Regions from separate parts of the Homo sapiens genome. Here all the other regions are linked to region 1. A link is a loop called in an ENCODE intact Hi-C map of the cell type or tissue named here. Cell type or tissue: heart right ventricle. All regions are shown on one strand. Each heading gives the region's core, and the rest is flanking DNA. Links, peaks and the distances in the headings are about the cores only.

Region 1 (4,965 bases), core at 1,408-3,907:
ATTAACCATAAATAAATCTGTGTTGACATTTATAGAGATTTAGAATGTCTACCATCTTAACTTATGATGCTCATCACTTAATGATCTTTATGACCTGCCTCATGATAATGAAAAAACTGAACTAGGGATTGGTTAAATGCAATATATCTGTCTAGACAGTGGAAATCTATTCTGGCTCCCCAAAATGATGGTGTAGATCAGTGACTGGAATATGAGCATTCAGATGCTTGTGAAAATACAAATTCCAGAGCCATAACCCTGGAGATTCTGAATCTGCAGATCCAGCCTGGGCCCTAGGAATCTGCATTTTGGCAAGCATTCCCCAGGGGGATTTTTATGCAGCAAGTTTGTTGATAGGAATGATCATTTAAGATCAATACTTACTAACATGGAAATGTGGAGATTATTAAATGAGAAAACACTGGCTATAAAAGTGTGTATAGTCTAATCTCAGTTTAAAAATACCTAGATAGGTAGATACATAGCAAAACAGATAAACATAGAGGTGGACAGAAAGTGTTTGGAAGGATAGGCACTAAGGTAATACCAATAAACTGTTGTAGGATTACAATGTTTTTCAAAAAGTATTTTTCTTATATGTATTTTATAATTTTCTACAATACATTTACACTGATCTTGGACTAATAAATAGATAATTACATTAAAAAAGAAATATTTACTGACTTCCCAATGTGCATTGAGCATTAGGACTACAAAGTGGAATCAGGCCATGATTCTACCTTGAGAACCTCAGTCCCTAGAGGGAAACAGACAATTTCCCAGTGTACAGGGCACAGCATCGAAAGATCTGTGGCATCCACCTGGATGCAGCGCTGTGAGAAGGCTGAGGACTTGAACCCTCGCTCTCCCTGAGGCCGCCCAGCCATAGCACTGGACATTACAGCAGCACTCTCATCTGGCTGGACCAGAGCTGGGAAAGGCTGGAACAAATACTGGTCATATTGGGGATGAGGAATGATTTCCCCTCTGAAAGGCTGTTTTTGTTTTTGTTTTCTGGTAAAAGAACACAAAGAAAACAACCAGAAAACCCAAACCAATACACACCACAACATGAAAGACAAAGAAATAACATAAAAACAATGCCCTTTACAATGCGAGATGGGACCTCCCTGTGGAAAGATGAAAAGCAGATGCTTGATATATTGCTGCACATGCATTTGTGTCATCTCTCCCTTTCTGGCCATGGTTATTCTGCTATAATTTGTTTTCTGCTGAATTAGATCCTACCCCATCCTTCAAGCTCAGCTAGTTCCTTCCATTTCGCCAGTCTCCCCTAACCCTTCAGTCACATAGCATCCCCATCCTTTAAACACATAGTATTTTATCTGATACACATTTGCAAATTTCATGTCTGGTATGTGTGATTTATATCTTAGATTACGTAAGTTGTCTTGTGAATTTTTTGTGGTTTTGGGGTTTGATTTTTTGTTTTGAGACAGGGTCTCGCTCTGTCACCCAGGCTGGAGTCTAGCGGCACGATCACTGCTCACTATAGCCTTGAACACATGAACTCAGGCAATCCTCCTGCCTTAGCCTCCCAAGTAGCTAGGACTACAGGCACACACCACCACACCTGGCTGCTTTTAAAATTTTTGTGGAGACAGGGTCCTGTTATGTTGCTTAGGCTGCTCTTGAATTCCTGGCCTCAAGGAACCCTCTTACCTCCTGAAGTGCTGGGATTACAGGCATGAGCCACCACACCCAGCATGTGAATATTTGGTCACTAAGAGCAATTTTAGGCACATACATATTAAGCATTCTATACACACTTTTCAGTAAATTATGTTGAACAAAAATACCTCTGATTTTTAAGACAGCTTAACACTAGAAAATAAACCTTCTAGCTACACTAAAATGGTTGCTTATTATTAATAAATGCCAATTTAATTTTCTAACTTTTTTCAGCACTTCAAATTTTTGCAGCACTGCCACTTTATCCTGATACATTCATATGTTTTATTTTAAATTCAACAGTAGACAAATACTGATCAAATGCCCAAATTCTGTGGTTCTAAAAGTTTAGAAATAATTCACTTCCTCTATTATTCATTTCTAGCAGACTAGAACTACTAAACATTTTAACACACGTGACTGTCTCTTGGGAGAGGACAAAGTCACAATCTAAGAATAATAATGTGTTTTCCTTAAAAAAAAAAAGTCTAAGAGGAGGACTATTGTTAGAATTTCTTTTCTAAAATTCAGCATGGGAATAAAAGACCTGCTTTTGAGAAGATGCTGACTGTAATGATAAATAATAATAAATGTTTGACTCAAATCATAAAGCTATATCGTATAACTTCAAATAAATGTCTTCAAGACAAGGTAGTGTATTATTTTAAAAGCTTTAATTTTTTAATAGCAAAGCTAAGAGAAAAGCAGAGGCACATTATAACATTACTCTAGCGCCCTCTGGTGTCCCACGTGCAGCACACCTTTTTTAGTTCATCATTTGCTGTTTCTATAGCTATTTGCAAAGGAGCATTTTGGGAAACGACTAATGTGTCTGGAGAGGAATGCCTCATTAAAGAAAACCAAATATGTGAATCATACAACATCTTACAACCAAATGATTTGCTAATTATGCCCATACATACTGTTTACCTCACTCTGGGGAGCTGGAGTTGGCATTACGCTTATTAAAGCCACACAGGTAAGCGGAGTTGATTAAACATGAGGGCTTGAAAAGGAAATATCTGTAATACTAGCCAATGTTTGCTTCGTAGAAAATTTCCATGGGAAGCTACAGGTGATGTGATAAAAGCTGGATGTTTAGTGGATACCTATCATTATTAAACCTGTTTTGGTTTAAAAACATTGCAAAATTTAGATGAGTGAAAATTAATTGTCACAAGTGATGTTAGTCTTTGTGGGTCAGAAATGCAAATATGCCCCTTTAAAACGCACACACTTAAAACTGACTCCATATTGAAAAGTCAACTTAACCTGAAATATTAAAATAATAACTGCAACTTGTAAATATTATAAAACAAAGGATAAGAGCATGTAAATTATAAGTAGGCATAAAGGAAAAACAAAAACCCAAATAACTCCACTCTAATATGAGTACCAATCTCTGAAAGAAATATACCCAAATGTTAACAGAGTTTGTATTAAAGTAATAGAATTGTGTCTAACTTTTTACTTATGCTAACTTCACCTATTTCCTTTTGATTCTCTCTTCATCATCTAACCCCAAATCCCAAGTGCTAGAAGCAGCTGTCCTCATTTCTGGCTACTGTTGTCCTGTCTTTTTCATTGTCACAGCTGAGAAATTGACAATTTATGTAATCCAGTTCATCTGCTTAGCAACAGGAAGGGTGGGGCTCAAAACAGAGGAAAACTACCCAGTAGCATTTGCAATTGTGAAATGAGAAAGGAAGAATGGGGAATTGGCTAAAGGTCATGTAAGTTATCTCTGAGGGGCTGAAAAAAGAGATCAAACTATTTTCAATTCTAAATCTCAAAAGGATAAGTCAGAAGAAATGTTCTATATTCTTCTTAGACCTCTATAATTACAGTCTTAAGATTGCCACGTGATTGAAATGCCATAAATAGTGCTTCACTGACAAATAAATACAAAGTTATTTGCTCCTGAATCTCTAAATGTGTCAATTTTGGGCTTGGCCTCCGAAATTGCCTTAGGGAAACAGTGTATCTTAGCTGAGAGTCAGATAATCCCATGCAAATAGGAGTTTCAGCCAGGTGAGAACCCATAATACAGCTACTCTGAGCACGAATCGCACTCCTTGTCCTGCTGTACTTCCCATTTTATCTTGCATCAGTAAAAAGGAGGAAAGAATGGGAAAAGAACTGGAGTATCACTGGAGCAGTTCTTAGTACTCCAAGCTTTCCATCTTTGTCAGAACCTACTTAGAGTTTGGGCTACAGTCTCATCGCATGAATGAGGACCCAGCAGTGGTAAGAGCATAAGGGTCATGTCACCAAGTTGCATTAAACTGCCATGTATCTCATCAGAAATTTATCAGATTTACAGTGCCATCATGTCTCTTCTTTATGGCGGGCTTGATCACAAATTCAGAAGAAAGGAGTTTCACTGAAACGAATCGGCCAAATGATGTGTTTCAGTTTTATTTTCTCGGTTAGTCCTTAGAAATTTGGCTAAATCAGCCAAGACCTCACCATAAAATAAAAGAGAAAATGTCGCTTATTTCCCATTTAACAGATTTTCCTGCTGCTTAAATTGGTTTATTCATTTGTTCAAAATGTGTTTTTTGAGCACCTACTACGTGCAGTGTTCCAAGCACTGAGGTTATTGTGGTGAATAAGACCACAGGACCCCTGCTCTCATAAGCTGATAATATGATTATGTGTGAGCACGCACACACAAACTAAAAAGGAAAAATTAATAGATGCATAAGAAAATGTCGAATAGTACAACAAATACATCACAGAGAATTAAGGCATAGTAACATGACAGAGAGTCACTGTTTTATTAGGCTGGTGCAAAAATAATGGCAAACCTGCAATTACTTTTGCACCAACCTAATAGGCTGGGTGTCAGGGAGACGTCTATGAGGACAGAATGAGGCTGAGACATGAATGTTAAGAAGAATCTAGCCACGCACATATTAGGTTTAAGAGCATCCAGCCCAGAAACAACACATGCAAAGGCTCTATGGTAGGAACATGCTTGGTGTGTTACAAAAATAAAAAGTAAACTGTTTGGTTGGGGTGTAAAAAGGGAAGAGCGATGCAAAATGATATTGGAGAACTAGACAGGGTCCAGATGATGTAGGGGCTTCATAAACCAGGCAGAGTCTGGATTTCATTGCAAATGAGATAGGAGGCCATAGGGGTATTATAAACGGGGAGGAGAGTGTGACACATTATTATTATTATTTTAAAAGATCATTGCTGTGTGAAGAAGTGACTGAAGGGAGACAAGAATAGGAGGAGGGAGACAAACCTGGGAGGCTCTTACAA
Region 2 (4,965 bases), core at 1,120-3,619, 63 kb after region 1:
CTTCAAAACTGTCACAATTGTGACATCAGTTTTTGATACCATTCAGCCAAGCAACAACTACTTTAACATAGAAGTGAGTATCAAATTAGGAATAGGCGTGTGGCTACATCCATCACCAAGACAACAGGTGTAGTTTTATATGGTGAACACGTATTTCAATAGTGTTGAAAATAGACTGCACCTTATACGTGGTATTTCCCACTATGCAGAAGGCCTGCTTTCTGTTCCTAGGGCCCTGCATGGAGAATTCAGGGATTCCCTGGAACTAATACTATTTTCCCCAGCGACTTCATTTCAGTCTTTCCTTTTAGGTAGCCTGGCCCGGGTCAGAAATTCTCTGACAGTTGGTACAAGAGAACGAGTGTGCCAGTGTGAACGCTGCAGGGGATGTGTTGTTGCCAACTGATGGAGTGTACTTCCATATGCAGAGCTAAAATAGACTTGGATGGTTGAGAAGATAGAGACTGCTCTTTAAGTGCCAGTACGGGAAACACTTGGTTACCTGTCTTCTGGGGCCGACTTATCTGAAAGAATGAGGTGGGTTTACATGTTTGGATATTTCCATCTGATTTATAGGCTGGGGATGGGATGGGGAGAGTCTGGAGACCGCCAGTGTTGCCTTTCAGTATACATGTACACAGTGGGGGTTCCCAGTGGGAGAAAACACTCTGTAAAGGGGTCTGATGCACCAGGCCAGTAGAGATAGCATATGTTGCCACTGCATTACAATAAGGGCAACTCTCAAGAAGAACTGGGAGACAGTATAGAGCATGGGCAGGGAGTCAAACAGATCCAGGTTCAAATCCTGCCTCTATCACTTACTTGCCCAATAATCTTGGCAAAATTACCTGAACTCTTTAAATTCAAAAACAGGGAAACTAATAATAATACCTCCTTAGAGTGATTGCAAGAATTAAAGTATTAATATACGTCCACACCTAGTAATGTGTCTGGTGAATAAAATGTGCTCAATGTATGGACACTACTGTGTCACCACTAGGGAAATTCCCTTAAATGTAAATGTTTTTACAGATACGTTTTTTAGCATGGGGTAAATTATATGGACCACAAAATGGCCTTGGCTAAGGCGTTTTGAGGGAATTATGAAGTTGTCTTATGGTAGGAATACATCTTGATAAGAAAGGAAAAATGTAAATGTGAGCATCCACGTGTGATCAGTGAGAATGATGCAGAATTTAACATGCATTTTTTTAGATTTGCTTAATGGCAAGACTATGCGATATCTACCTCTACCTGTCACTACCTCTACCCTGAGCCGCTTTATGATAGATGTGTTCCTACAAACTTGTGTAAAACTCAGTTTTAACTCTAAGCATCACTTCTCTGCACTGGAGGAAGTTTTGTAAAGCAAATAACCCCCACCTAATCTATCTTGCTTTGAAGGCTGAAACCTTCTCCTATCTTCGAGTGGACAGGCATGTGTTCTGTATTTTTTTGCACTGGGCTATCACCCTGAGAGGTGAGCCATAACTTCTACCCACTTTGGTATGCTCCACAGCACCCTTTCCAAAACTGCAAAAGCCAACTGAAAGTATGGGCAATAAGAAAATATTAAAGAATCGACAGAGTAATTATTGGCACCTTGAACACACTAGTGTTTGGGGATGTTTAATTAGATGGCAAGGTAGATTTAATTTTTGAAGCTCTTAGATCATAGATCTTGGTCGAGTCCATTCTACGGGAAGATAACAAGGGGGCATTGACTACCTGCTGCACTGTTTTCAAGCAAAACCCACACTGGGCGGGCTCTGGGTGCCATCTCCACAAAGCCCCCTCCCCAAGGGGGATTCTTCCACAGGGGAATTTTCTCAAGGAAGGTCCCGTGTCAGGAATGCTGCTCAGGTACGGGTTCCCACGTGCCCACACGCAGGGCACGGGCTCACACGGCAGGGCGGGCTGCCTCTTTAAAGGCGCGGACCTCAGGGACCCCCGAATTTGGCTCCTCAAGTCTAGGCATCAAACTTTCTCCTGGAACAAAACCTCTTTCAACCCACATGGAGGCAGGAGGAGGACGGAGCCCTGGGATGCCATCAGCGGCGGCCCGGAGACAGCGCTCCCACCCCCGCCCGCTTCCCTCGGTCCCCACCCTCTTCCTCCGAGGGAAGGCGGCCCAGACCGCACAGCCCCGCCCGGCCCCACCCACCCACTCCCCGGCAGCGAGCCCACAGCCTCACAAAGCTACCTCCCGGGCGCTGCGGTTCCCCGGGGCGAGGGGCAAGCGGGGCTGGGTACCTGAGGAAGAGGCCAGGACACCGGCGCCCAACGAGACCCACAGCATCGCCCCGGCGCCGCCGCCGTAGTTGCCACCGCCGGAGGCTACTTCGCTGCGCCGAGCGCTGGAGCCCCGGGAACCTGGTGCCGCCACCGCCTGCGCTCCCTGCGCTGCGCTGCGCTCGCTGCGCCCGGGCTCTGCTGCCCGGCGACCGCCACGGTCAAGCGGAGCCCCGCCCCGTGCGCGCCGGGCGAGCTGCGGACCCTCCAAGGACGCGCCGCCACCCCGATTGGCTGCGGGAGTCACTGGCCCCGCCCCTGCTCGCCGCGCTCCTCCCACGCCGGGGGCGCGCGCTGCTGGCGGCCCAGAGACTGGCGGCTTCTCCAGGGGCGTCGCGGGAGGGTGCGGTCCGCGCTGGGCGAGGCTTCCTGCGGGCACCGGCGCGCTCGGCCTCCGCTCCTGGGCGCTGCAGTTCTCCCTCTCCTTGCCAGCCCAGAGATAAATAGACGGCCAGAAAGAAAAGAAAAAGAGAAAACATCTCTAGAGCTCTGCGCGGGGAGGGCAGTGGCCGCGGCAGCTGTGGTGTGAAATCTTATTTGTATAAATTCGTTTCTCACGGAAGCCCAGGAAAGGCTGTCTAGGGTGAAGCACTGGAATTGTCACCAAGGCTTTTTTGTTTTTGCTTGTTTTTTAACCTGAAGGTGTCCTTACACACCTCTAGACTTCTTTATCTTATGAAGAAACTAAATCCAGTTAAACAACTTGTCCAAGGTCATAGAGCTGGTTACAGATTGATTCTGTATTTCAATGCTAAATCAAAGCTGCCTCAGCGTTTATTTCTTTTCTGTCCAGAGAAGAGTTGCATTCTCATATGTAATGCTATGTATACTGTATAGCAAACAATCAATTAAAAATATAGAGATAGAAAGTAGATTAGTGGTTGTTGGGGTGGGAGGGCTGGGGAGTGATTGCTAATGGATGGGACTCTCTTAGGGTGATGAGAATGTTCTGCAATTTGATAGTGGGAATGGATGCACAGCTCTGAATATTCTAAAAACCACTGAATTGTACATTTTAAAGGGCTGAACTTTATGGAATGTGAACAGTATCTCAATAATTCTGATGTTTAAAAATGTATTGGCCGGGCACGGGGCTCACGCCTGTAATCCCAGCACTTTGGGAGGCAGAGGCAAGTGGATCACGAGGTCAGGAGTTCGAGACCAGCCTGGCCAACATGCTGAAACCCCGTCTCTACTAAAAATACAAAAATTAGCCGGGCATGGTGGTGCGTGCCTGTAATTCCAGCTAGTCGTGTGGCTGAGGCAGGAGAATTGCTTGAACCCAGAAGGCGATGGTTGCAGTGAGCCGAGATTGTGCCACTGCACTCCAGCCTGGGTGACAGAGCAAGACTCCATCGTGACAATAAAATAAAATATAACTGTATTAACACTTGAGCCCGGGTGGCTGAGGCTGCAGTGAGCTATGATGGTGCCACTGCACTGCAGCCTGGGTGACAGAGAGAGACACTGTTTCAAAAAAAAAAGTATCCAGAGTGATGGTGCTGTGGGGAAATCCACATAAACACATATTTGGAGTATGTCACAATTCTTTCTTTGTGGGCAGAAATTCTGACTTATGTACTAGCATCCATCCATTCATTCAACAATCCACATCCATGTTTATCAAATTACTCTGACATGGGTACAAAGATAAATAATGCATGATCTCTGTCATCAAGGAGTTCCCAGTCTATTGAGGGGACAGTTTATAATATAATAAGGTGTCACTCTAGGGAGGTAAACGAAGTGCAGGTTTAAGGTGCTAAGACAATCATAAAGGGGCTGAAGGATGTGTAATGTTTCAGCAGTGGCCAAAGTGGCTGAGTGTGAGAGGTGTGACAGGAAGTGAAGCTGGACAGTTACAGGACAGAGTAGAACTGTGGACTAGAGCTCAGTTAAAGAGGCACAGGCTAATTAGGAAGTAAATTTTCTATTCCTTCTGGGTCATTTCTATCCCTGGTGTAGTGTGTGATTTTGGTTAATGGTCTCAGTCATCATCATATAAGCAAACAATGGTAACACCAACTGACTTTTGTTTCTACCTTTGTGGTATGTATAAACGGTTTTTGTGCATTGCCTCCTTTGAAGCTCAGAGAGGTGAAGGGGTTGTGCTCAAGGCTGTATGTCTTCTAAGAGACGGAGGTTGGATGAAACTCCATCTACTGACCTTGGATCCTATATTCTCAATATTGTCAACCTTTTGAGTTGTAAAGCTTCCTTATAAGTGCAAAGAACTCTTGAGCTAAAAAAGCTCTCTAAGCAGTAGCAAGTGAAACCTGTTTTTTCACTTGGAGTCTTTCTGTGTTTTGATTGGGAGCTAGAAACATTACAAGCCCTAGGGAAAAAAACTTAGCTACAAGTCTTAGCTCTTCAATTGAGTCTGTTCAACAAAGCCCTGGATTCCAGGTTTCATAAAAAGTGACTCTACAATGTAAAAACAGGAGGCTACCTACTTCTATTGTCAGTATACAAATGTCAGCATACTGAGGGCACCTTCCTTTACATCCATTCATCCTTCCATCCCTCATGGGATTATAAACACCTTTTGAACACAGGTACAGGTGAGCATTCCTAATCAAAAAATCCAAAATCTGAGATGCTCCAAAATCTGAATGTTTTTGAGCACTGACCTGATGGCATAAGTGAAGATTCCATTCCTGACCCTATGTGATG
Region 3 (4,965 bases), core at 1,120-3,619, 110 kb before region 1:
ATTTATAAGGTACACATGATTCTGCCCTTTACATAAGGTTGTTTCATGATCTTAAAGGAGATTATGTAGATGAAAGGGCTTTGTATTCCCAGGATGCTAATGTTAGATTCTCAGGGCTCCCATCAGTGTAAGAATCAGACAAATAAGAGGGTGAGTGGTCCCTGCTCAGCCCATCGCCCTTAAAGACACATGCTGGCACCTTCCCTCATTGTAATAGCCTGCTGGACTTTTAGTTTTGGGTTTAGGGACATGCCAGGGGTGTCCTGCTGTTTAAGTGGCCATTCATCAACTCCAGGAATGTGCTGGTGGTTTGCCTGAGTCTTATCCAAATGCCACTCTGGCCTTTGGATAAATACAGGATGGGTGGCAACTGTGGTCAAATTACTACTCCACCCTACCACAAGCCTTATTTTCCACCTTCTTTGCTCCTCAAGGGAGTTTCCCCTTTTTCTTATCCTTTAAAATTATTTTTAAATATTTATTTGTCTATGAATTCTTATATCCTTACCTTGGTATATGATTTTCCCATATATAATTTATATTTTGTGTTCATTACAACAAGGGGTAGCAGAAGCATAAGGGAAGGGACATGGACATGGGCCTTCACCAGACTTCTGGATGAAAGATGAGATGACTAGACAATTCCAATAGTGAGAAATGTATTAGGAAAAAGGCTGAATACAGAATAAGCACAGCAATATGCTCTCCTTTGGCTTTATATCTACACTTCCAGAGGAGGAAACTGAAATTTATCAGGGTAGGTCCCGCAGCAGAGTAATGACAGTAACAGTAACAGTGATTACTACTGGTCCTGTGATAACAACAAGATTGGAACTCCGATCTGGTGCTAAGCCAGTGATGTCCAACAGAAATGCAATGCGAACCACACACGCAGTGTTCAATTTTTAAGTAGCTACATTAAAATAACCAACAAGCAGGTGAAATTAATTTTAATAATCTGTTTTGTTTAACCCAATATGCCAAAAATCATTTCAATAATTAATGAATATAAAAAATATTAGTGAGACATTTAATATTTTTTGTACCAAATAGTTGGAATCCAGTGGGTATTTGACAGCACATCTGCATTTGGACTAGCCACATCCATCTTGCAGCCATTGTACACAATATTGTACACAATAGCTACAAGTGGCTAATGGCTCCCTTATTGGACAGTGTAGTCTAGCATGTTCCTAAGTATTTTTGTGCCATGAGCCCTTTTGGCAGTCTGGCGAAGCCCATGAGTTCCTTCTCAGAATAATGTGTTTACATGAATAAAATGTGGAAGACACAGGGTGACAAAGAAAGCAATTATTTTGAAACATAGTTATTCAACTATTTAAAAAAACACAAAATTGTGGTATCGTATATACCTGCTTCTTCAAATGGTGCTTTAAATAACATTATCCAGAGGCGTAATAATTATAAGAAATTTTAAATAAAAGAATGATCATAAATAATATTTCAATATGCCTAAAGCAACTGTAGTGATGATGAAAATATCTGTGACTTCAACTGATAGCAAATTAACTTTGAGTTGTGGAGTTAATTTGGTGGGTCAAACCAAGACACTTTCCTAATGACATAGAATAGGAGGGAATACATTAGAGGGCATCATTCACAGTCAGGTTGAGTACTGTTTCATGAAACCTCTGTTATATTTGTATGTATACATACACACGGTTAAATACTGGGTTGCAATGTAAAATGTACTTTATATTGCGAGTCATGGTTTTAAAAAGTTTGAAATCTTCATACTCTGCTAGTGAGAATGCAAAACGGTTTAACTACTATGGAAAGAATCTGATGGTTCCTCAAAGAGTTAAACATAGAATTAGCATACGACCCTGTAATTTCACTGTGTACACATGCCCCAAAGAAATGAAAACAAGTTATCAAACAAGTATATGTACATGCATGTTCATAGCAGCACTATGCGTAATAGCTCAAAGTCTTCAATGTCTATCAATGGATCAATGAATAAACGAAAGGTGGCATATATATGTAATGGAATATTATTAATCCGTAAAAAGGAATGAAGTTTGGGAACATGCTACAACATGGATGAACCCCCAAAATGTTATGCTAATTGAAGAAGGCTGGATACAAAAAGGTCACATATGGTATGATTCTATTTATAAGAAATATCCAGAATAGGTAAATCCATAGAGACAGAATGCAGATCAGCTGTTGCCAGGGGCTACGGGGAGTGAAGAACTGGGAGAATCTGCTTAATGGTGAAGGGGTTTTTACTTTGGAGTGATGGAAATGTGCTGGAACTAGATAGAAGTGGTGGTTGTGTAACACCACGAATGTACAAAATGTCACAGAAGAGTCACCTTAAAATGGTTAATTATATGTTGTTTCACTGCAATAAATTATTCTTATTTTTTAAGTTTGAACGCCTTTGTTCTAGAGGGTCTTTCCATTTGTAGTGTACTCATTTGTGGTGCTGCTACATCCCCACCTAGTGGTAGAGGCACCTTCTGTCTGGACTCCAGGACTCAAGATGCCTGACTGCTAGGAGACCACTTTCATATCACAGCGTGAGTTCAAGATCTGAGGTAACACCTAGGCCCATGCCTAACTGGGATGAATATTTCGTGTCTAGACATTGACAATGATAACCGTCAGTCACCCTGAGCTTCAGGCAGGAAACAAGGACAGTTTTAGTCCTGGCCCTGATATATTTCTCAAGTTATGGAATCTTTCTGGGATTGACTTATCTGTCTATGAAATCAAAACAATACTCCCTACCACAAGGTTATGGTAAAGGTTAATATAAGGTAGCATAAGAAATGCATCCAATACCAGTAGATGCTCATAAAATGTTAGTTCTGTTCCTCATCCTTCCTGATTTCTAAAGATACTTGGTATGAACTTAGGAACCTCCAACAATATGCATCCAAGGGGGCTCCCCCAACTTCTGACTGTCACTGGAAGAAAGAAAAAGACTCTGGGTGTCCAGAAAAAAAGTGGCAGGGACCTGGAGTGATTATGAAAAGGAGAAGACAGAGTACAAGCAGAGAACCCAGGACAGAAACTCAATATGATACAAAGTCAAGCGACAAAACAGCAGCAGGGACCTGGTGAGCACCAGGTATATAGAGGGGAGGGAAGAGAGAGGTAAAGGGTCCAGCAGACATTCTCGTTATTGCCACGAATGCTACCTGAAAGTGACAGAGACAGACAGACAGACACAGACACACACACACACACACACACACACACACACACACACAGAGAGAGAGAGAGAGAGAATACCAAGAAATACAGAGAGAGAGAGAAAGAGAGAATACCAAGAAATACATAAGGCAAAAATATTTGGATATTTTTGCAAGTGGGCTTGCATGAAAGATTCCAACTTTACAACATGTTCCATAAAATGAAATGGAAGGCTCTAAACTGTGAGACGTGGTTGCAAAAAAAAAAAACCAGAAAAGACGGACACCAAATCATGAGTTTTTCAAATGATGAAGCCAAAGGGAATAAGCAACTCAAAGGGTAAACATGGGAGGAAACAAATCACGAAACTAATTTGAAATCAAATAGCGTAAAATTACCAGAGCAGAAAGCACTTGCTCCCACGTCAGAATATTCAGGATTTGTAGGAAATTCTATAACGTGGTACAATTTGACTTTGGAAAAACACGGGAACAAAATCAAAACAACATTCTTACACCCTTCTAAGAACACTGGCAGGGTCAACGGGGAGGTGGTGAGTGGAAAACCCCACAGGCAGGTCAGGGAAGCAGACCTCCCCACCAGGCCTTCCTGGGCCCAGCAAGCATCCCTCACTGCAACAGTCATTTCTGCCCTGTGCACTCCACAGCCTTCCTGCTTCCCTCCTCCCATCTCGTTCTCAGGGACGACCCTGCCTCCTACATGGCACCGGATAGGAAGTCCCATTTTTCTGCCATCAAATCCACAAAGCCACCTTTGTCCCCTCTCCTGACCCTGTTTCTGCCTCCTGCCCAAGATTGTCACTCCTATGGGTCTCTGGCATCTTAACCTTTCCCTTTCTATAAAATCTTTCTTGCCTTTATGAAAACATAGCCAATACCTCTTGTCTTACAAGCAAACAGAAACAAAACAAAAACCCTTATCTTATCCCACATTTCCTTCCAATTCTGATATGGTTTGGATTTGTGTCCCCAGCAAATCTCACGTTGAATTGTAATCCCCGTTGTTGAAGGTGGAGCCTGGTGGGAGGTGATTGGATCATGGGGTAGATATCTCATGAAAGGCTTAGCATCATCTCTCTTGGTACTGTCCTCATGATGGTGAGTTCTCATGAGATCTGGTGGTTTAAAAGTGTGCAACACCTACCCCCTCACTCTCTCTTGCTCCTGCCATGTTAAGGTGCCTGCTCCCCTTTTCCTTCTGGCATGATTGGAAGCTTCCTGAGAGGTCCCCAAAAGCAGAAGCCACTATGCTTCCTGTATAGCCCACAGAACCATGAGTCAAACTTCTTTTCTCTATAAATTACCCAGTCTCAGATATTTCTTTACAGCAATGAGAGAATAGACTAATACAAATTCCTAGCCTACCTTCCTGACTTCCCAATCATCGCTTAATGTCTCAACACAGCTGCCTTTATACGCAGCCTTCAGTTCCTCTTTCCACTCCTCTTCCCCCTTCAGCCCACTTCAGGCTGACTCCTTGGCCACACTTCCACTAAGGTGACCAACAGCTTCCACTTAGCCAGTGGGCTCTTCTCAGCCCTTAACTGAAACGGCATCTCCGTAGCGTTTGATATAGCTCCACACCCTTCTTCTTGCAACTCTCTTTTTCTTGCTTCCGTGACCTTACACTTTCCTGGTTTTCCAGGTGTGGCATTGTTGGTTCCTGCCTAACTCTTCAGTCTCATCTTGCACCTTCCCTGCTACCCAGGACTCCTGCACCTCAGGGCTCAGCATTGCTGTTCCACCTGCCTAGAGGCCCTCCTCTCTTCCCTTGGCTAAA

The links. A loop is a pair of places that touch in the nucleus more often than their neighbours do. Peaks named below come from ENCODE experiments on the same cell type or tissue, not always from the same donor. Only the 100,000 strongest peaks of a DNase experiment are listed, where the experiment ranks them.
Region 2: it touches region 1 in a loop (2.1-fold over the local background); 16 of 110 quality-filtered maps call a loop at or near these places.
Region 3: a loop joins it to region 1, with 2.3 times the contacts of the local background. A loop is called at or near these places in 24 of 110 quality-filtered maps.

The regions. Positions count from the first base shown.
Region 1 is chr13:31,907,554-31,912,518 of GRCh38, reverse strand. It overlaps the pseudogene EEF1DP3. Among named protein-coding and RNA genes, the nearest start is that of FRY-AS1, 120 kb to the left of the region's middle. In heart right ventricle, for the core only: CTCF peaks have their summits at 2,227 and 2,430 (motif pointing left); a DNase peak (open chromatin) is centred at 2,442; H3K27ac peaks cover 2,500 bases.
Region 2 is chr13:31,844,228-31,849,192 of GRCh38, reverse strand. It overlaps LOC124903150 (a long non-coding RNA gene), which reads left to right and starts at 457. Exons shown (of 3, transcript XR_007063747.1): 1 at 457-537. It overlaps LOC124900336 (a long non-coding RNA gene), which reads right to left and starts at 1,988. Exons shown (of 2, transcript XR_007063748.1): 1 at 1-1,988. It also overlaps the pseudogene EEF1DP3. RefSeq lists enhancers at 1,372-1,871, 1,872-2,373 and a silencer at 2,222-2,741. In heart right ventricle, for the core only: no CTCF peak of the experiment used is centred there; a DNase peak (open chromatin) is centred at 2,552; H3K4me3 peaks cover 2,248 bases; H3K27ac peaks cover 2,344 bases.
Region 3 is chr13:32,017,313-32,022,277 of GRCh38, reverse strand. No RefSeq gene overlaps it. Among named protein-coding and RNA genes, the nearest start is that of FRY-AS1, 12 kb to the left of the region's middle. RefSeq lists a silencer at 2,388-2,487. In heart right ventricle, for the core only: a CTCF peak has its summit at 2,465 (motif pointing left); a DNase peak (open chromatin) is centred at 2,487; H3K27ac peaks cover 80 bases.